Linked DNA regions of Mus musculus: region 1 is linked to region 2. Evidence: chromatin loops called from intact Hi-C (ENCODE). Cell type or tissue: heart. All regions are shown on one strand. Links, peaks and the distances in the headings refer to the core of each region. The heading gives the core; the rest is flanking DNA.

Region 1 (10,224 bases), core at 1,379-9,378, 56 kb after region 2:
TTTTCAAGCCTGAATTGACGTCCTGACATTATTCAACCTCCCTGGACGTGACCTTGAGACTGTACACAGTTTGAACTCAAGAACTTTGCTCATGGGACTTCGCCTAACCCTAAAAATACTCAGAATATAAATTGTCTGATGGCCTGTATTAACATGGCTATAGCATGGTAATTTAATCCACTGGATATTTGGTCCCTAGTCTCTCCGGTTCACACTGTTAACTAGAACAGTAACAGAAACAATATTTAAGGGTGTATGAACTAATCATAATAGATAAATAAAAACAGCATATTTCAGCTGTTTTGGGCTGAGAAAAAAAGTCCTAATAGATTGATGAATATCTAGATCACGAAAAAAAATGGTTTTTTTAAAGATTTATTTATTTATTTTATGTATTTGAGTACACTGTAGCTGTCTTCAGACACACCAGAAGAGGGCATCAGATCTCATTGCAGACGGTTGTGAGCCAACATGTGGCTGCTGGGATTTGAGCTCAGGACCTCTGGAAGAGCAGTCAGTGTTCTTACTTGCTGAGCCATCTCTCCAGGCCCACGAAACCATCTTATATCCTTTGATGAACCATCAATAAAATAAGTATCTGCCAGTGGAATGGGAGAAGGTTGGGTAAGTTTTGTTGTCACAAAGTCAGTTCATATGAAAAAAATCCCATAGCTTGCCAGCTGACTAATGATTTCCTATCCTTACGTAGTAATCTGCAAATAAAATCTGCAAATAAAAGCCGAAAATCCATAGAGTCTGTAGTACTCTTAAAAACTAATTGCTAGTTAAGCAATGTAATACAGCAATGATAAAATCCATATAATCGTTGACATCCAATCCTCCCCTCATTTACCAATGTATACTCTGAGGTTTTAGAAAAGTCACATGAGTAACGTTCTTATTAGGTCAAGCAGTACACAGTCACAGGACAAGCTACATGTGGCGAAAACCATGTTTTTCCATAGAGGAATAATTGACTAACAACAGCAAGCAATAAGAAGTAATCTGCAGTAAGCTCACGCCCATCTGCTAGAACAGGGAGGAACATGAAACACATTCCAAGGATGAGTCCATGTTTTAAAGAAGCTCAGGTCATACTACTCTGGTCTTGTTTTCTTGGAGTTATCTCACAATCTCTCAGAATTCTCACAGGACTCCATTCCTGCCGTGTGTTCTGACACACAATGTAAACACAACCAAAATATTTCACTAATTTAGGTGACTTCCTTGGCCCAAAAGAAAAGTATTGAACCTTCAAAATCCTGTTATTTAAATTTTTACTGGAATTTTTAAAAAGTCAATGATAAAAATGATGCTAATCTTGATTGTGTTAGGACCACAGGCAAAGACAGTATTAAGCCCTTCTATTATGGTTGTTTAATCAGGTCCCCTACCTTATTGTATTGGGCAACATTCTCTCAAAGAAACTGAACCTATCAGGAATATATAATATATTACATCAGCATATGTTAAAATACTAGCAATAGTGGTCTCACAGCTGCGTGGCTGAAAACTGGGTAGCTGCTTAGTGTTTGAGTCTGGTTCTTAGCAATCCAAGTCTGCCTACGGTGTGTGCCTCTCACTGAGGAAGCTGACAACCTCAGTTGTCACTCAGCACTCCCAAAAAATTTGGAAGGCTCCTGGAGAGCCACTGGTCCAATAGTCCACAATGAAAGGCTAGACATGTTGGTTATGACAGTAGACAGGAATTACCTGCAGCAGGAGCAATGGGTAAATCATCCTAGAGGCCAGAGAAAGGCGCAGAGAGCACAGGGTGAGTAATTTATCTCCTATTTTGCTCACTATAGAAACATTTTTAATAAGAATTATTTATACTTTTTAATGCATATGAGTGTTTTGCCTGTGCATATGCATGTGCCTGGTGCCTCTGGAGGTTAAAAGAGAGACTCAGATCCCAGGAACTGGAGTTATGGATGGTTGTGCCCTATCATGTAGGTGCTGGAAACTGAAGCACCCGTGCAAGAGCAATGGCTGAGCCAGCTCTCCAGCCCCTGTTTAGCGCCCCTCCTTTTTTTTTTTTTTTTTTTAACCTGGGCTGCTACCAGAAGGCTCAGCCTATATCCAAGGTAGGCCTTCTCACTTAAGACAATCAAGACAATTCTTTCGGTAAGGCATCTACTCAGTTGACCCTAATTTTTGAAAAGTTGACATTAAAATCAAGTATAGTTCTTTTAGAAACTATCATGAGGGTGTCTATATGTAAACTCTTTTAGTCTAAAGTAGAATGCCGGTCTCTATCTATCTTTGCCTTTTCAAAATACACTATGATTTCAATGCATTTTAATATTCACTATAGTACATCTATGCTACATCTATAGCTGAGGCTCTTCCAGGCCCAAGTCCTCCCAGACGATTGGATCCCCAAGTGACTTTAAGCTGTGGTTTGTGGTTACCCCCATGCCTTTAAACACCCAGCAGGAAAGTATAACCAAAGATTAAAGTAATTGAGGTGAGTGTGTGTGTGTATGTGTGTGTGTGAGAGAGAGAGAGAGAGAGAGAGAGAGAGAGAGAATATTAAAGGCCTTTCCATTAAATAAACCCTAAGTGTGGGCTCTTGACATGCCAGGTGTAGTAATCACAGCATCTCCAATGTAATCAGATTAAAGGACCACTGTAAGACCCTCTTTCGGGGACCCCCACTCTAGTCTCAGGAGTGTGAGAGCACCCAAAGAAACATGAGGACCCATCTTGTTGTAATTACATGAGGACGTTTAATTACGGAGCTCCGGACCGACATGCATCCCACACAGGAGATAAAGGATGTCGGCCACGAGGCTCGAAAGCTAGGGGTTTTTATGGGGTAAGGGGCTTAGGGGTGTGGAATTCAGCACAGCAACACACTATTGGCTTATTCAAACATTAACAGAAAGATTACATGTACGTGCAGAGTGTCAGAGTTCTGTGAGTTGTTGACTCAGTTAATATAGCCCTGCTATGTCTTCACAGTCCCCTTTATCTTATGGTCAAGATGTTCCCAGGAATGTTTTAACTACCAGGCATACCCAGGTTTGTTTTTCTCTTTTCTCAGCCCCAGGCAGCCTCTAGGCTCACAAACAACCAGCAGTTTCTGAGTACTTTATATGACTTACAGATCTTGAAATTTCATCTTTCTTTCATTCCCCTCTTCTTCTACTAAGTAATTCTAATCTTAGAATTTTAGAAGTCTATATCTCTATGTGGAGAATACTGCATTTACTCTATCTTTAACATGGGAACAAAAACAGAATAAGACGGATTAGTAAACAGAACTAGGCAGGGACCCTTCTAGTGAGGCTTGAGGGTCTCAGCATGACGCAGGTGTACATAGATCAGATCTCTGGCTGGAACTGGTGAGATGTCTTTGGGGTACCCGGCTCATTCACTGTAGCCAGTTGTGACAAGACTTCTTTCTGCACCACCTGCAAGCCTTTTAACTTAGCATACAGATCATTATTATAACAACATAGGTTTAAACACATCATTTAAGACAGTGATGGGCATAGGAGCCCCATAAAGGATCTCAAAAAGAGTAAAACTGAATCAAGAGGGAGTATTCTCAGTTCTAAATAGGGCAAGGGGAAGGGGCACCAAGTAAGTCTGTGCCAGTCTCTAGGATTAATTTTGTCAAGGTCTGTTTAGAGTTTTATTCATTATTTTTATCTGTCCTGAGTTCTGAGGTCTGTACACACAATACAATTTTCATTTGACCTCTAAATACTTGGCCACACCCTGACTTACCTGGGCAGCAAAGGCAGGGCCATTATCTGACACTATTGCTTTTGGCACTCCGAACCTTGGAAACATTTTCTCTAATAATCTTCTTGATGACTATCTGAGCAGTCTCATTTTTACAAGGAAAAGCTTCTATCTATCTTGAGAACGTTCACAAAAACCAGAACGTATTTATACACAGATTTTTCTCAGTAAAGTCTATTTCTCAGTAGATGTCAGGTCTGTCTTCTCATGAGAGGACTAGTTTTCTTTTTTCAGTTTCTACTACTCTATACAGGGTTTCTTTTACCAGTCTTAATTTGTCTATAACTTGATAGTCTTCAGACTGTCAGGATCATTGCTCTTTAGGATGCCTGTTTGGCGGTTAGATTTGCCATCTGATTTCTTTTAGCCACAGCATCTTAGGTCTTTCTCTGCAGATGTCAACAGCTCTCTTTGTCTGTATATTGCTCTGTACAGTGGCAAAAGCATACCTGCTGTCAGTGTAGACTTTTCTTTTACCATTTATAGAGCTTGTATCAAAGCCACAAGTTTAGCTTTCTGGGCTCAAGTCCCTTCAGGGAGGCTGCTGGCCTAGATCACTTGCTTTCTGTCCACTGCTGCACTGCTGTCCCCGCCTTCCGCTTGCCTTTAACCTCAAGGCTACTGCCATCCGTGTACCAGCTCGAACTCTCAGGCCAAGGCTGATCTGATCCTTCAGATCATTTGAGTATGAGTTTATTTTGCCAGAATGTCAGCACAGTGATGAGTAGGTGAAGTCTCAGGCAGCAGTGAGATTGAGGACAGCAGGGGGAGCGAAGGTCACTCGTTCAGTCAACAAAAAGCTCTGATAATGTGTCCATCGGTCAGGGGAATGGTTGGATAATGTTTTCAAAAGCGTTAGTCAGCCATCAGTCAGGGGGGCTGAACCACACTTTTTAGGGCATGTGCCAAGTTTTGTCTCAGAGTCAATTTATCTGCGTCCTTGACCAGAAGCCACTATGTGCAGACAAGCAGGCCATCCTACAGCCACCAGGTCTAATTTCTTACAAGTATACCACAGGTCTTTTCCAGGGTCTCAATCTCTGAGTAAGAACCTCTTTGGCAAAACCGTTGTTCTCAGTCACATCTAGGAGTCCCAAAGTTGGGGACAACATTAGGGCAGTCTTAATAGCATCCAAGGCCATCCAAGAGTGTTCTTTATTTTTTATATACGAAGGGCTGTTTATCTCTTTAATTTAGCAAAACCTGGAATCCACAATTTGCAAAAGCCCGCAGTGCCCAGGAACTTTTCTAACTTGTTTTGCACTGGTTGGTGGAGGAATATGAAACACAGTCTCTTTTCTAGCTGCTTCAACAGGTAGGCTACTGGTCTCTTCTAAGGACTCAGCTTCTGTGTTAGCACCCCTTTTGCTATCTCTTTACTTTTAGTCACGAACAGGTGAAGGGTTTGGTCATGAGGGGGGCTCCTCTTCTTTTTGTTGTTGTTGCCAGGTACTAGGTTTTCTAGTTTCCCTGACTTTTGTGACCAGCATTTTATTTCTCTTATCTTTTTTTTAATTTTCTGGCTTCCTATTTCTTACAGATCATTTCTAAGTGCTAGCATGTGCCACTTTGGTAGGTCCTAGTCATTGTCATTTACCTCTCTTTACTCCTGTTTCCTAACTGTAATGGAGATCTCATAATAATCTTCTATATATATATATATATATATATATATATCTTTTTGTTTTCTTCCTTGTCTTTGCTTTCTTTGGATATTATCTAATCATCACATCTATATTCTGTCACTTATCTTCTCTCATAGTTTGCCTCTATCCTGGTTTATCTTTCTGTCTCACAGCACATCTCTGATTCTGACTCTGGTCTCTGTCTTTGTCAGCCTCATTTTACTGGTTTCTCTTCTAAATATTTCTCATTTAGAGTATCTCTCTCATCTCAGACCTCTTTCATTTTCTTCATCTCTATTTCCACTTCTCCTCACTGTTAACCTCTCTATTTGCCACTGTCATTCATCTCTCCTGAGTCTGCTGAAGCTTTGCTCTTAGCTCACTTCTTTGCAGACCTCTATCTTTTCTTCCTTTCTCCTCCTCTGCACTTTCTTATCGACTTACGCTAACTTTCTTACAGACTTATACTGTCCTTCTCTTAACTTCTGTAACTTCCTGTTACCTTGGTCAGATTGTTGGGGCACTTTCTAGTCCCACAGAGACAAGACCCCCATCAGAGCCTGACAGACTCACAGGTGCTCTTTACCTTGGACAGAAGCCCCAAGTGGGCAGATGCCTCCCTCACTGGAGCTTGAAACAGACTCACTCTAAGCAGCTCAGGGCGGGGCCTTTTGAGAAGAGGGAATTTCAGAGCAGAGAAGGGAGTGCAGCTCTCACAGCTGGCTGCAACCAGCACTTTATCTTAAAGTGAAAGCAGTTTTTCTGTTAACAAGAGACAGAATGCAAGGGACAGGGGAATGAGAAGCAATCAGGGAAACCTCTTGGCCCTTGGCCGGCTACTCTCACAGTCTCCTCCTCTTTTTTTTTTTCAGTACCACAGAAATGACAAACATAAGCAAGACCAATACAGGGCATCTTACACACAATTTCCAGAGAAGCTCACTGTCACTATGACCAACCCAAATGGACCTCTCTCCATGGGAAGGCCCCCTGAACCTGAGACCGGCTTAAAACCAAACCAAGATAATCAGTCAACTTCTTGGGACCAAAACCAGACCTGAAACCAGACAAACCAAAAACAAAACAGAATCAGAAGGTAGTCTAATAGAGGACACACAAGTGAACAAGACACACAGACACACAGACATACAGACATACAGACAGTGAGGGATTTCACTTTACCTCCGACGTACAGTGTCTGTGTCTCATGACAAAAACCACAAACAAAAACAAGATAGCAACAGAGAAAAAGAAGACACCAGTATCTCTAAGCACACTTGTCCACGCCTGGACTTGTACAACCAGCCAAACGCTATTTCCTGACGGGGTCGGATTTCACATTGACTCCCTTCCTGATGGGGTGGGTTTCCACTTCACTTCTACTCCCGCTCTGGCAGAGAGAACACTCTCTCTCCTTTATTCTGCCAGGCAACAGCCAGGTCCTCCTGACTGTTTCATAACCTGGGCACTCTCTCCAGGGTCTCCCTTGGAACGTCTTCCAGGGGTGCAGCCTGTGGGGCCATAGACCGTCGTCCTCCCACAGTCACTAGGGTCCTTACAGCCCACAGTGGCAGCTGCCAGAATACAGAATACCAGAACTGGTAACACAGGTGGGACTCAAACCCACAATCTCAGAACTGAAAAACCAAGACACAAATTCAGCGGTGCCACACATAGACACTTACATAACAGACAACATACAAGACTCACAAAAACAAACGTACCTCCAAGGGGTATTCTCAGGTTTCTGGGCGCTCCCAAATCCAGGACAAGCCCCCAAAATGTAAGACTTACAGGTCTTGAAATTTCATCTTTCTTTCACCACCTTACATTTTCTAACTGTAAACAAAATCGTGTTTGTGTATGCCTGATAATTCTTCAACTGTCTCTTTTGCTTTATAAAAGATCTACAAAAATCAGACCATGATCACGACCGTGCCAGACATCACAATTATTGATCTTTACTCAGCTAATCCATTGAACATCTCATTTCATCTACCCAGGTCCCTTTGATTGTCCTCCAATGTCAACGAGAGTGGGGACCCTGAGTCTCTCTATGTTTCCACTTCAACTGGAAACAGCCATGGAGGCTTGTAACTGTCTCCTAAATACATTTAGAGTCAACTACTGAACTCACCCATTCTCTGAAGCTCCACTACTCTCAGCCCTGTGGCTTCTTGCTGACCTCCACTGTTGAAATAGTGTGCTTTTCTGGCCCCTAAGTTAAAGGCTTTTTGCTTGGTCTTTGAACTACCTAATCCATTTTGTATAGCAGAGGCTAAATTCTTTGAGCCAAGACACCAAGCAAGACATTTCTTTGGCATCCTTCCCCTTCAAAATGTTCAGTATCAGAGATTGCCCAAGATAATGCCAATGAGAATTTCACACGTGTCCAGCAGGGAAGAGCTACAAGAACCACTGTGCCACTTTCTCCACCGATGTACAGGAAAAGCAGTTGGGAATGTTAGCCACTGCCACATTAGTTTGTAAGTCTCTCCATTTGGGTTAACGATGATCATTGAGAGAGGGGAGGAGAGGGGAGGGGGCAAGGGGAGGGGAGAGGGAAGGGGAGAGGGGAGAGGGGAGAGGGGAAGGGGCGGGAAGAAAGGGAGAGATGACATGGAGATGATCGACAGAAAGAGAGAGAAAGTTAGATTTCCAGAACTAAAACATCTTGATTTTCTACATTCTTGCCTTCCCTCTCCAGTGTAAAGGATCACAATAGATGTTTATCATCAACTGAAATTCTTTATCACACACACCCCACCCCACCCCAGTTAACCCTGGAAATAAATACAAGACAGACTCAATCTCATCAGGCTGAGACTGCTTTACTGAAACAGTAAGGAACCCCAAGCTCCCCACGAGGGTGAAGTTTTTAATTAAATATGACCAGGATGGGCTTTGGTCAGGACCACTCACTCCCTGGAATTCCCAGCTGAGTGGCCTAGAGACACCAAGAACAAACCAATAGGCTATCATATTTTCCCATGAGATGTGTTTATTTTATAAGAACTACAATTCCCAGCATTTCAGGAAGTTGCCTGGTCCTTGGACAGGTGGGTCTTAAAGTTTATATGTACACACAAATGTGGGTAGTTACCAAAAAGTTACAGCATTGTGTGTGTGTGTGTGTGTGTGTGTGTGTGTGGTGTGTGGTTTGACTAGAAACAGGGTGGGTTGTTTTGGATACCATACCAAGGAATTTCTGCAAGTGGTTGGATCTGTCAGGCTGGGGCCAAGCAATTCTTTATAACTAGGGACTATTGCCAGATACTCAGTTTCTCAATATCTGCAGCTATTACCCAACAACCCCTAGTGATACCAATCATGGCCTCAAAATGGGAACATTTTGATCTTCCTTCCCACCCTATTTGCTTCTCTGTAAGCCCCAGCCTGCAAGCAGAGGACTGGCTCTGATTCTTTTATCAAAATCCCCTTACTAGTTTTTCTTCTGAAAAACAAAACAAAACAAAACAAAACCAAAACCAAAACCCAGTTCTTTCCTGAAGTCATTTCCTTATCTTCCTTTGTTCTCCTTGACCTTACAATAGGGTATTTTGTTGTTACAAATGTAAATAGTGACTCAATTTACCGAGATCTTGAACCACACCTTGCTTTTATCTTGATATCTAAGGGTCCTTGATTCCCAAAGAATGATACCCTAAACTCAATTAGTATGTAAACGCAAAGAATGTTTTATTCTGCAGAAGTCCAGCATGCTGGGGTCTTCCATTACCAAAATAGAGAGACCCCAAAATGAGCTCGCATGCCTGATTTAAAGCACATTAGGGAATTCTGGGGTAGGGGACCTCTATCTTAATCTGTTGAATCCATCTTTATGGACATTCCATTACCGGGGTGTGGAGGATGGGAACTTGCTGGGGAAGTCTGGAAACTGTTGTTGAGGAAGTATCTGAGGGGGTCTGGAAACTGCTGCTGACCCATTGTCCTTGCCTCAGGCCAGGTGGCAGGGCAGCTCCTGAGGCCTGCACTTGCCTGAAATTGTCCAGTTCTTGTAAACAGAGATTTAGGCCTACTCTCCTTAAAGCATGTAATGAAATCAGCATGACCATCTTAGGTAACACTCTTATGATCACTTCAGGTATCACTTAGAAGTATTTTGAATTCCAGATGTATATAGTCTCTCTAATATGCTTGTTTTTAGAAGATCAGCAGCTGTTGTAGACACTGTAAGACTTTTTCAGACTCAGTTTCTAGGAGAAACAGTTGAAGGCCCCAGACCAACATTATTCCACCAGGAAAGAAACTCAAAAATACATTTTCAATTAGCTAATATTTTTTTAATTGGATATTTTCTTTATTTACATTTCAAATGGTTTCTCCTTTCCAGGTCTCTCCCAGAAACTCCCTATTTCATCCCCCCTTCCCCTGCCTCTATGAGGGTTCTCCCCCACCCAATTAATTAATATTTTATTTAGGTCTAGTCAAAGTCTTATATAGCTGCTTTTCTTCACTCTCAAATTCTTAAACTATATGCATTTTAGTTAATCACTTTTTTCAAAAGAAAAGGAGGCATCAATTCCAATATATTAATGTAGTCCAAAATATTATCCCTAACCATGCATTCACACACACACACACACACACACACACTAAATTAGGCATGATGGGAAAAAATGTAGGTAGCATAGTAAATTTGAAAAGAAATGCAAAAATGTAGGAGTCAAAGGTTGTTACTAAGTTATTTTTAGGAATTCTAAGTTTACCTCATGCTGCCTTAGAACATACCATAAATTCACAGAGAGCAAGATAGGACATACTTACTATTTCCCATGGTTGTACAAATCACAAAAGAGAAATCCTTTATGGCCTTGTTTGC
Region 2 (10,224 bases), core at 1,145-9,144:
AGGGACTCGAGCTGTTAGTGCAGCTCTGGGGCTTGAGGTCCTCTCCTGTCCAAAGGGAATCTAACTGCTACACTGTGACAGTCTTGTAACTTTTCTTATCTTCTGGCCTGGGTTCTTCACGCTTTCCTCAAGTGTGGCCTCACCATTATTTTTCCTCAGGGATGAAAAGCCGTCAGAGTTGAACCAGAAATGTCAAAGGAAAACCTGGACACAGGCGCCACTCTCTTCCATGCACGTCACGCCCATGTTTTCCAGATTCCTCCCCAGACATTTCCAACAGCCTTCCCACCCAACGTCACTTTCCCACCATTAGGGACACAGACACAAGATCTGTGGGCATGAGGAAGCAGCAGACACTAGGAATCCCACCTGACTCAGCCCACTTTTTGCGGAGTTCCTCCACACAAGGTCCAGAGAAACCCAAGAGAACACAAAAATCGCCTTCTATGCTGAGAGCTAGGTGCTTAAACACATGAACAAAATGGAAATTACACATCTAAGGACAGCAGCTAGCCAGCTTCAAAGTGGCTGATCCGTCATACCTAGGCTTCCTGTTCATACAAAGTTCTAGTTGCTCAATTTCTGAAAAATAACTATTGTGAATTATATGTATGTGTGCATTCATGTGCGCACGAGTGCAGGTACCAGCACGTGTCCAGGGCACTAGATTCCCTGGAACTGGAGTTACAGGTAGTCATGGGCCACCTGATGTGGACGCTGGGAACACACATCCTCTACAAGAGCAGTACACGTCCTCGTGAGCCATCTCTCCAGCCCCAACTGCTTGCTTTTTAATGATGACCCTGAGCTATTCATGGGCTTTAAGGAAAAGCTTGCGCTGAGCACCACTGCCTCTGCCGGAGACTGCTGCACATGCTCAGTAAGTAGGAAGTTTAAATACTCCACGGCCTTTTCCCAGCTCCTCCCCTCAGTCCCAGCTGGCTGCAGTAGCACCACAATCAGCTGTGCTCCAAAACATGAGGGAGAAGAGAAGACACCAAGCCTGATGGTAATGGAAGCCTGCTGCCTCCGTGCGCTGGGGAGCTGATGAGTGGGCTTTTAAAGAAAAAACTTTACAAGCTTCGTATACTGTTTACCAAGATAGTTTTCTTGTAGTTACAGCATTCTGAAGATAGGGCTTTATTCTAGACTTGGGGTTTGGGGTGTGTAGGGACCTTGGGCTAAGAAGCAGAAAGGAACTTCTGCCTACCTTCACTCCATCCATCTTAATACTTTGTTGTGCGGTTGCGGGGGGGGGGGCTTTATTTTCTTTTTCTTTTTCTTTCTCTCTCTTTTGTAAGGCTTTGCAGAAAAGTCTGTAGCTGTGGCAATTTATACAGTAACATTTTGCTGTAACACTATAAAATGTGCATTCCTTCAACCAGATTTTGAAGACCTGAGAAGCCACGAATAGGTGGACCTAGAACCTGAACCTTTTCAATATCAAATGTGTGCCCATCTTCCCCAAGCAAGGTGATTGTCTCCAGATTCCTGGATGGGGGAGGGGGGATGGACAAAGAAAGAGTGCACCCTCACATTCAGTGACAGGCTGAGAGCAGGGTGCCAAAGCAGGGAGACTGGGAAGGGAACAAAGAGCTCGCCAATCAGGCAAAAGGCCTCTGAAAGCCAAGTAAAGCTTCGTCCACCAGAAGGGAGCAGGAGAGTTGCTCTAGCTAACATGCTCATCTTTGCCCTACATCAGGACCTCTCATCTATCTCCTTCATCAGGCGAAATCACTAATTGTCTGTCCCGTAGTCACCTGTAAATCTTTCATTCACTCATTCATTCACACATCTCATATGGCAGCTTGTGTCAGAGGCTAAGACAGCACGCAGTGTGGAAGACAAACGCATCCTGCAAACTGCTGCACTCCACAGTGCAAGGCTGAAGACTCGTGACTCTTTAAGTTTAACCTGAGTTTCATGATTGAAACCCAGGAAGAGAAAATTGGAAAGGTTGCCAGTTCAAACGCCTCCAAACCAGCAGCAGTCAGTGTGCAGGGTAGGGAGGGAATAAGCTTGTACTCTCTGACTGTGTTGATGTCTAACAAAGGTGAAAATTACACAGCTTACACTAAGATAAAGGACTACTTAATATTATCTTAATACTATCATAATGTCTTCTGGAGGTGGGGCAGGAGGGGGGCTGGGAAGATGGCTCAGTTGCTAAAGCACTTGCTGTGCAGGCATGAAGACCATTCACCCATGCAAAAATCTGGGTCCAGCAGACACACGAGGAACTCTGGGGCTTGCTGGCCAATCAGCCTAACAAAACCAATGTGCTTGAAATTCAGTGAAATCCTGTCTCAAGTAAATAAGGTAAGGACTAGTGGGATAGACCACTGGGTAAAGGTGCTTGCCACCAACCAGCTATGAAGGCCTGATTTCAATCCACTGAAGCCGCATGGTGCACAGGAAGACTGACTCCTGCAAGCTGTCCTCTAACTTTCATTCATACACACACACACAAAATAATAAATCTTTAATTTAAATTAAAAAAGAAGGTGACGAGCAAGCAAGGAATAAAGATACCCATCTCCACACAACATGCACACTTACACACACACACACAATAAGAAGAAACTGGATAACTGAATTTCAAAACCAGAGTCTGTAACTAAACCAGTAGCCAAAACCACTGTTTGAAGCTCTCCTGTCATGGCGGAACAGGTGGCCGCAGGCTGATGAGATGCTTTTAAAGGCAATGATATTCTATGTTGTTATTCTAACTTATATGTCTTAATTACCGTTTCCATTGCTGTGACGAGACACCATGACCAAGGCAACTCTTGTAAGGGAGAACTCTTAAACGGGAGCTGGCTTACAGGTTCAGAGGTTCAGTCCATTATCAGCAAGGCAGGAAGCATGGCAGCGTCCAGGCAGACACTGGAGGAGCTGAGAGTTGTACATCTTGTTTCAAAGACAAACAGGAGAAGACTGGCTTCTTGGAGGAAGGTCTCAAAGCCCATCCCTACAGTGACACACTCCCTCCAACAAGGCCACACCTCCTAATAGTGCCACTCCCTGGGCCAAGCATATTCAAACCACTACACTTTATCTTGTCTTTTGTTCCCCTCAGGATGCAAAGGAGACATACAACTGAGAGAGTTCCTAGGCTAACAACTAGCTCAAGAAGAATAGACCAAGTTGGTCTCTCCCCTTTCCTCTAATCCAGAATAAGGCAAGAATCTTGCTTTTTTTTTAAAAGCAAATCAATGCTTATGCAACTTTTATTAAAAATGAAACCCTTTTCCATTGTCCCTAAGGAGATGTCTGCCCATACCCTGCTGAGCCACACCTCTGAAGCACCCAGTGGACAGGCTCACTTACAGGCACCCGCCGACCTCCAGTCCACTTTACCTGTGGGATGGTACCATGTGGCTCTTTACCACAGAGCAGGTCCCTATCACACGGCAAACTGTATGGACGGAGTATAGGTGTAAATAGGAAAAGGGCATTTCTGAAGTGCCATTCTAGCTTTACCAGGACAGAGAAGAGCCCCTCCCCTCAGGGGAAAGCTGGGCATCTAGAGAAGCATTTTATTAGAGATAAAGAATTTACTCTAAACTCAAGGTTGAATAGAATCTGTTATCAAGTTTTCCTGAAGCACCACAGTGCTTAATAAAAAAAATTCAACTTTAGGGGGGAAATATATTATCCAAAATGGCTTAGTAGAGCTTAAATCTTGCACTTTTTCAAACCTTCTGGGGAAAGAAACACATAAGAATAGACTAAAGCTTGTAGCTTATATCAGTGATACCCAAAACCCAGATATGGTACCATATTGGGCAGTTTCAGCTAATATAATGCAAAACTAAGATCAAATTAAAAACATGATAAATCCACTTACAGAATTTCAGATGAGATTATATCACTAGATAAATACATGAGAGAGAGAGAGAGAGCGCGTGCGCGATTGATTCTCTGCTTTAGTTAAAATAGATCTGCTGCAAAGAACTGAATTTAAGGAAATATTTATCTCGAGGCTGGAGAGATGACATGTGGTTAAGCACACTTGTTGCTCTTGCAGACTAGAGTTCAGCTCCTGGCCCTCATGTGGAGGGTCTATTCCCATTCATAACTTCAGTTCTGGGGGGTGCAGTGCCGCCCCCCTCCCCACTTCTGACCTTACCAGGCCCTAGGCATGCCTCTGGTACACATGCATACATGAAGAGAGAACACATAAATTTTGCTTTAGAAAATATTTTTTAAGTACTATATCATAATGCTACCACAGCTAAAATCAATGGTCTCTCCCTGACAAACTGCATCAGCATCAGCTGGCTCTTCCTTTCTGGATAGGCCTGGATGCTTTCTTCTTCTCTCTTCTCGTCCCATTCGACAACCAAGAACAATTTCGATAATGTAATAGTTTTTAATGCTGCAGCTCCCTGGTGGCCATTCATTTCAATCAAATCTTCCAACGTGAAAGAGAGAAAATGCCACACTTTTCTCTCAGTAAAAGGAAGGCCCCTTCCTAGAGTTATGAGGTGTCAACACTTCAGAGAGCTCAAACTCCCTGCGTCTGCCTTAGACACCCAAAGGTAAAACACAGATTTCATCTGGGTGAAGACTGCAAATCGTCCTACCTCCCTCCAAAAACAAACCGTTGGGCAATTCCTTACTTGGCAGTAGCGTTTCCTAACAAAGCAAGCTGCTTCTCCTAAAGGCTGGGAACGGGGTTTGTGGGAGGGGGGTCTACTTAAGTCAAAAATCAATGCCTGCCTTTTAGTCCTGCACCTTTTAGTCCTGCAGTCACAAACACAGCTAGCTCTCCGTGCTGCAGCTGGCCGCATCCTTTACAGCCTGAAAAAGTAAGGCTCCCTCCATCTAAGAGTTCCTTTACAATGCTTTGTACATTCCACTCAGACCTTTTATTAATAATGTAGCCTTAATCTTTAGGAGTCTCCTCTTTCCAAATCTCCCATTCCCTTCCTCCTCGCCACCTCTCCCCCAGGAAGCACTCTCCTACCCTAGGGACCACAGGCCCTTTCCCGCCTAGAATGTGCGTTCCTCCCTCCGGGCCTGCAGCAGGTCCATCGGCGTGGCGTGCGGACAGTATTCTCCACTTCTCCTTGGTCGCGGTGACAACCAGGCCACCACTACCTCGGCCCCCGAGGCTTACATAGCTCAAGGCAGGGCAGGATGGATCCGTGAGGCCGCGGTGGCCCGGCTCGCCAAGAGCACTGGACGCCCCTCCAAGTGGCCCAGATTCTCGAGTCTCTCGTCCGGAGCCTCGAGACCCAGCCCCGAGACCAGGCGCGGAGGCCAGAGCCCAGGGCGTGGCAGCTCGCGGCGCCCCGCTCCACGGAGGAGCGAGCGGCGCCCGGGGCCTCGAAGCCCCGACCCACGAACCTAGAAGGCTGCGCCGCGAGAGAGAGGGGCGCTCGGCAGCCGCCCAACCGTCTCCCCGCCTCGGCCTCCCGCCCGCCCGCCCCGCACTCACCTCCCGTGCGCCCGTGGTACCCGCAACGGTGCGGCCCGCGCTCGCTCTCTGCGCGCGAACACGGACTCCCCGCAGCCGCACGCACGCCGAGCGGGCGGGCGCGCGCCTCCTTCACGCACGCGCGCGCGCGCGGGGTCCCTGCGTCCGCAGCCCAGCGCCGTTATCGCTGTTATCGCCGCAGCTGCCGGCCTCTGCCGCGGGCGGGCGCCAGCATCACGGCCACCGCAGGCTTCGCCTAAGTCCTCCACCTCCAACCCCGGCTCTCTGCCTCGTGCCATCTTTTGACAGAAAGCAAGAAATTTTATTTTTGAATGGAACCACCTTCACCCTAGGTCCTGGGAGAAACAGAGTCAGTACAGAAACACCCAGCCTTCATGACCAAAGGCTTCTCCCTTCTCCCTTCTCGGGGAGATGCCTAAATGTGTAGCCCGCAGATTTCCGCCCCAGGGCTGACTTGGAAAGGAGGAAGCCTTGGCACATTCAGAAGGCTGTTTCTCCTTTCAGGAGTGCGGGAGTGGGGGTGGGGAGAGGAAAGCTTTGGTGTATGTGGACCAGAGGCTCAGAGAGTCCTGGCACCCCACCCCACCTCCACCCCCACACCCTCAACTGCCTCTAGAAACCGTCTAGTGCTATGAACCCTTGGTCAGCTCCACTTAGTCATCTCCACCCAAATGGTGCCTCTCTGGGAGAAGGGAGAAGCCTTTGGTCATGAAAGCTGGGTGTTTCTGTACTGACTGTTTCTCCCAGGACTTAGGGTGGAGGTGGTTCCATTCAAAAATTGCTTTCTGTCAAAAGGCCCCTGGAAACAAAGTGTCATCTGAAAACAAAGACCCATTCTGGTGTCTTGGCTTTAGGACTGTGAACAGGTTGGCCTCACTCCACCTAAAAGGAAACAGTTTTTCAGTGAGCACCTAAATACAAGCAACCAAAATTTAACAACAATTCACAAGAATCGCTTTCCCATCCTTCCCTAGACGCTCTAGGTTGCGTTTCTTAAACTAGTGACTTCAACATAGCCGGGATCAGCCTTATCGATTTGGAGAAACTAGAATTCTACAATATCACCTAGTATGTACGCCATGTTCTTGTCGGAAAGCCACACCGACTTCCTAGAAAGATGATCTTATCAAGATTGGACTATTGCCTCTATGCGTCCGTGTAGAATATATAGATGTAGCACAACCTGTTTTCTTTCGTAGCAGGACTTTTAGAAGTTGCTCAGTTCTGTTTGACTGCTGTTTTGCTCTCCCAGCTCAGTAATTTAAGTTCTTGAACCAGAAGCGGGATGTAATGGTAAGACTCCTTTACACACTGCATGGAGCTCTGCGTGTTATTTCCATGGGGGGAGAATATGGACTCTCAAACACAATCTCACTTGACCCAAAGCTAAAACCATGGAAGTAGGGAGAGGTATTCTCCAAACTGTTCCATGATAAACAAACACGGAGAATGTTTCTCTTCAGTGGTTAATAGGCAATATGTCGAAGATTTTGAAAATTCTTTGGAGGAGTGTATTTTCAATTCCTTAGAGAACTGAGAGTACTTAAAACTGATGTGTAGATAAGACAATAAATAACACTCCCAAGAAAGTCAGATGGCATGCCCTTTAGATAAGCTCATATGACCAGCCTTTAACATGAAAGCCAGCTGTCTAGAGTGTCATTTAACTATACAAGACAATGTCAGAGACATGGGAGCCACATCGGTGAACAAGACAAACAAAGCCCTTGAAAATTCAATCACACACAGGGTAATTTCTCTTGGTCAGACTTTCTGTAGAGGTGTCACGGTAGAGGGATATCATAGGAGCGTCTCAATAAGCAAAACATCCCTGAAGTCTGATGACATTAGCAAACTAATCAGTTGTCCCTTTGCATTAGGTGCCGTGAGTTTTCAGTACAAGGAATTGTGACATCAGTCATGAGACTTTTTGTTTGTTTGTTTGTTTTTGTTTTTGTTTTTTGAGACAGGGTTTCTCTGTATGGCCCTGGCTGTCCTGGAACTCACTTTGTAGACCAGGCTGGCCTCGAACTCACAAATCCGCCTGCCTCTGCCTTCCAAGTGCTGGGATTAAAGGCGTGCGTCACCATGCCCGGCTAGTCGTGAGACTTTTAAAACAAGCCCGTGTACCTAAATATGTAGCATAAATTACCCTCTAGATTTTCTGGCACCTATAACCTCAGAAAGCCAAGCAGTAGATATAGCAGAATTAAGTTGAAGCTAGTTTTACTCAAAGAGTCCCTGAGTTCTGTGTTTTGTGTACTTTGGGTCTCCTGAAAGTATCTATGAATACTTTTACTAAAAACAGTGATGCTCTTCAGGGTCTTATGATGTATGTTTTAAGATTTGACAAAGTCAGGGTGTTTCCTATGTTAACATAGGCGTACAAGGTCAAGTTTCCCATATCCATTTCAAGAGTGGAGAGAAATCAAAACTATGTCATCTTTTCTGGTCTCTGACTTAGGTCAGAAATACTTCAGTGGGTGTGAACACATCTGTTTAAAATCTCAAATTCTGCTAGGTAAGAGCTCTGCCAAGTTTTCTATGACCATCTCCCTCCTACAAGGGAATACTCAGAAGATTCCGCAGACAAAGGCATAATTGTAAACCTTCCTCCCAGAAGAAAACAGGTTTTCAGTCCAAATAAGTGGATGTTATTGGTGGTTTTCTCTCGTGCAAGCAGATTAGATTCTACACTTACTCTTGACAGTTGATCTGAACTTCATCAGAGCCAATATTCTACAAATCCAAGACAAGATAAAAGGGATAAAGCTAGCCAAGAGTCATGTGACTATAGGAAGCTGGCTCAACTGAAAAAAGCATTGCACAGCAAAGGGACCCCTGTCCCACATTTTAAGTGATTTGAAATTTCCTTCAGACTTCATTACTGATGCTTGTGAGCCACCATGTGGGCACTGGGGTTTGAACTCAGGACCTTCAGAAGAGCAGTCAGTGCTCTTAACTGCTGAGCCATCTCTCCAGCCCTTTCTTAAACGTTTTTAATGATCCTTGGATAACTAGTAAGTACCTGTGCTCACTTCCAGAACACTCTAGAATGCAAAGACTCGGGCATTTAAGATCAGGTGAATTCGGTTCTCCGAGCTTTCCAGGTATAATCTCTTGCAGTGGTGGTGGTAGTGGTGTTTGTGATTGTTGTTCCTATAGCGTCTAATAGCTGGGGGCTCGGCTCCTTATGCTGCAGAACAAGCCACCCCAAAGTTTGGTTGCCTGTACAAATATTAATAATCTGATGATATAGTTCATTAGTAGAGTATTTTCCTGTCAAGTAACAGTTTCCCTTGGAGGTTGGAACATCCCATCCCGCAGGAAGGTAAACAGCCTCAGCAGATCTTCAGGCAGCCCCTGAAACTGACTAGATTCATTAGGCCCCTTCCTGTCAGAGTAATCTACAAAAGCTGAGAGTCTCCTCAGGTGGAAGAAAGCTGAACTGCCAAGAAGACTCTCAGACAATCCCAGCAGCAAGGAAGACTCTGGGAAAAGCTGCAAAGAAGTCCTGTGAAGAAGCAGACACCAGCTGAGCTGCCTAGAAGAGGATTAGCCCACAGTCCTTTGGAAAGGATACTCTATTGACAACCTATTGAGCAGGCTGTGCAGCGTACTCTAAGCTGCTGGCTTTTGTGAGCAGTCACCCATCCTGGGTGGACTAGGAGATGCAGCTCTGAATCATTTCTGCTCCTGTAATTAACCCCAATAAAACTCATTGATTCACCAGGTTGGATTTTGGTGGTAAATGGGCTTTGGTCTGTAGTAAAATTGCTATCTGGGGTGAGAGGACATGAGTTGTCTCTCCCCAAGAAGTCCCATTGTACAACAGGCATGCATAATGTCCTAGATTCAGTCCTTAATACTATAAAAATCCTCCTCCTCCTCCTCTCATTTCTACATTTCTATTCCGAGTTGTTTGAGTAGTTTCTCTGGATTTGTCTGAACTCATTTTAAAAAAAAATTACATTCTAAGGGTGGAGAAAGTTTATCTCTAAGGGAGCAGATTGTGAAATGTTACCTCCTTCCAGCCTGGGGCTGGCTGTGACCATTGCCACTGAGGCAGAGCCACTTGCTGTGCTGCTGCTCAATCCTCTCCTTTGATGTGCCACTACCTCCCACCTGCCTGAGGCTGAACCAGCTCGCCAAGATCTTCCAGAGTTAGCACTAAACTGTGCTCTTCCTGAGTTCCTACTAAAAGGCTGATCTTACAGCTCCAAAGGAACTTTGCATGATTGTGAATTTGCATGACTGGGAATGGGCCTCCCCTCTTCTTTATAAAGCGTGTTCCCCGACATTAAAGTTGAACCTTGATCAGACTAGTTGTCTTGGTTCCATCTTTCTCTCGTCACCTAGTTTTCCTCTCTTTCAGTTTCAAGATGCCTTCCAGGCTCAAACCCATACATGAGAGCCGGCCGGCCTCAACAGTGAAAGTTTTTGGTTTTGTTTCTGCTATGGTTTGGATCTGTTGTATATATTAAAAGCTTGGTACCCACCTGTGCCAAAAGTGATTTTTTTTCCAAGTCATGATGTGAATGGTTTTGCTCTTCCACATTTTAGTGATGTACTCCCCTGACTCAGGCACCAAAGAAATTTGACCAGTTGATCATACATGAGAATCCTCAAAGTGTGAGCTAAAGAAGGCATTTCCCTTTACACACTGGCTCGCCTCAGCAAGGTGTCATGTAGTAATTCCCTCCATTGGGGAATCAGCTGAGCTGATGGTGGCCTCACTCACACATCTATGAACAGTGTTAGCCCTCCATCCTCCAGTG

The links. Peaks named below come from ENCODE experiments on the same cell type or tissue, not always from the same donor. Only the 100,000 strongest peaks of a DNase experiment are listed, where the experiment ranks them.
Region 1: it touches region 2 in a loop (2.4-fold over the local background); 3 of 42 quality-filtered maps call a loop at or near these places.

The regions. Positions count from the first base shown.
Region 1 is chr3:69,649,089-69,659,312 of GRCm38, forward strand. No RefSeq gene overlaps it. Among named protein-coding and RNA genes, the nearest start is that of B3galnt1, 55 kb to the left of the region's middle. In heart, for the core only: no CTCF peak of the experiment used is centred there; DNase peaks (open chromatin) are centred at 6,093 and 6,793.
Region 2 is chr3:69,593,356-69,603,579 of GRCm38, forward strand. It overlaps B3galnt1 (UDP-GalNAc:betaGlcNAc beta 1,3-galactosaminyltransferase, polypeptide 1), which reads right to left and starts at 5,605. Exons shown (of 3, transcript NM_020026.4): 1 at 5,447-5,605. In heart, for the core only: a CTCF peak has its summit at 5,649; a DNase peak (open chromatin) is centred at 5,636; H3K4me3 peaks cover 1,826 bases; H3K27ac peaks cover 1,642 bases; H3K27me3 peaks cover 404 bases.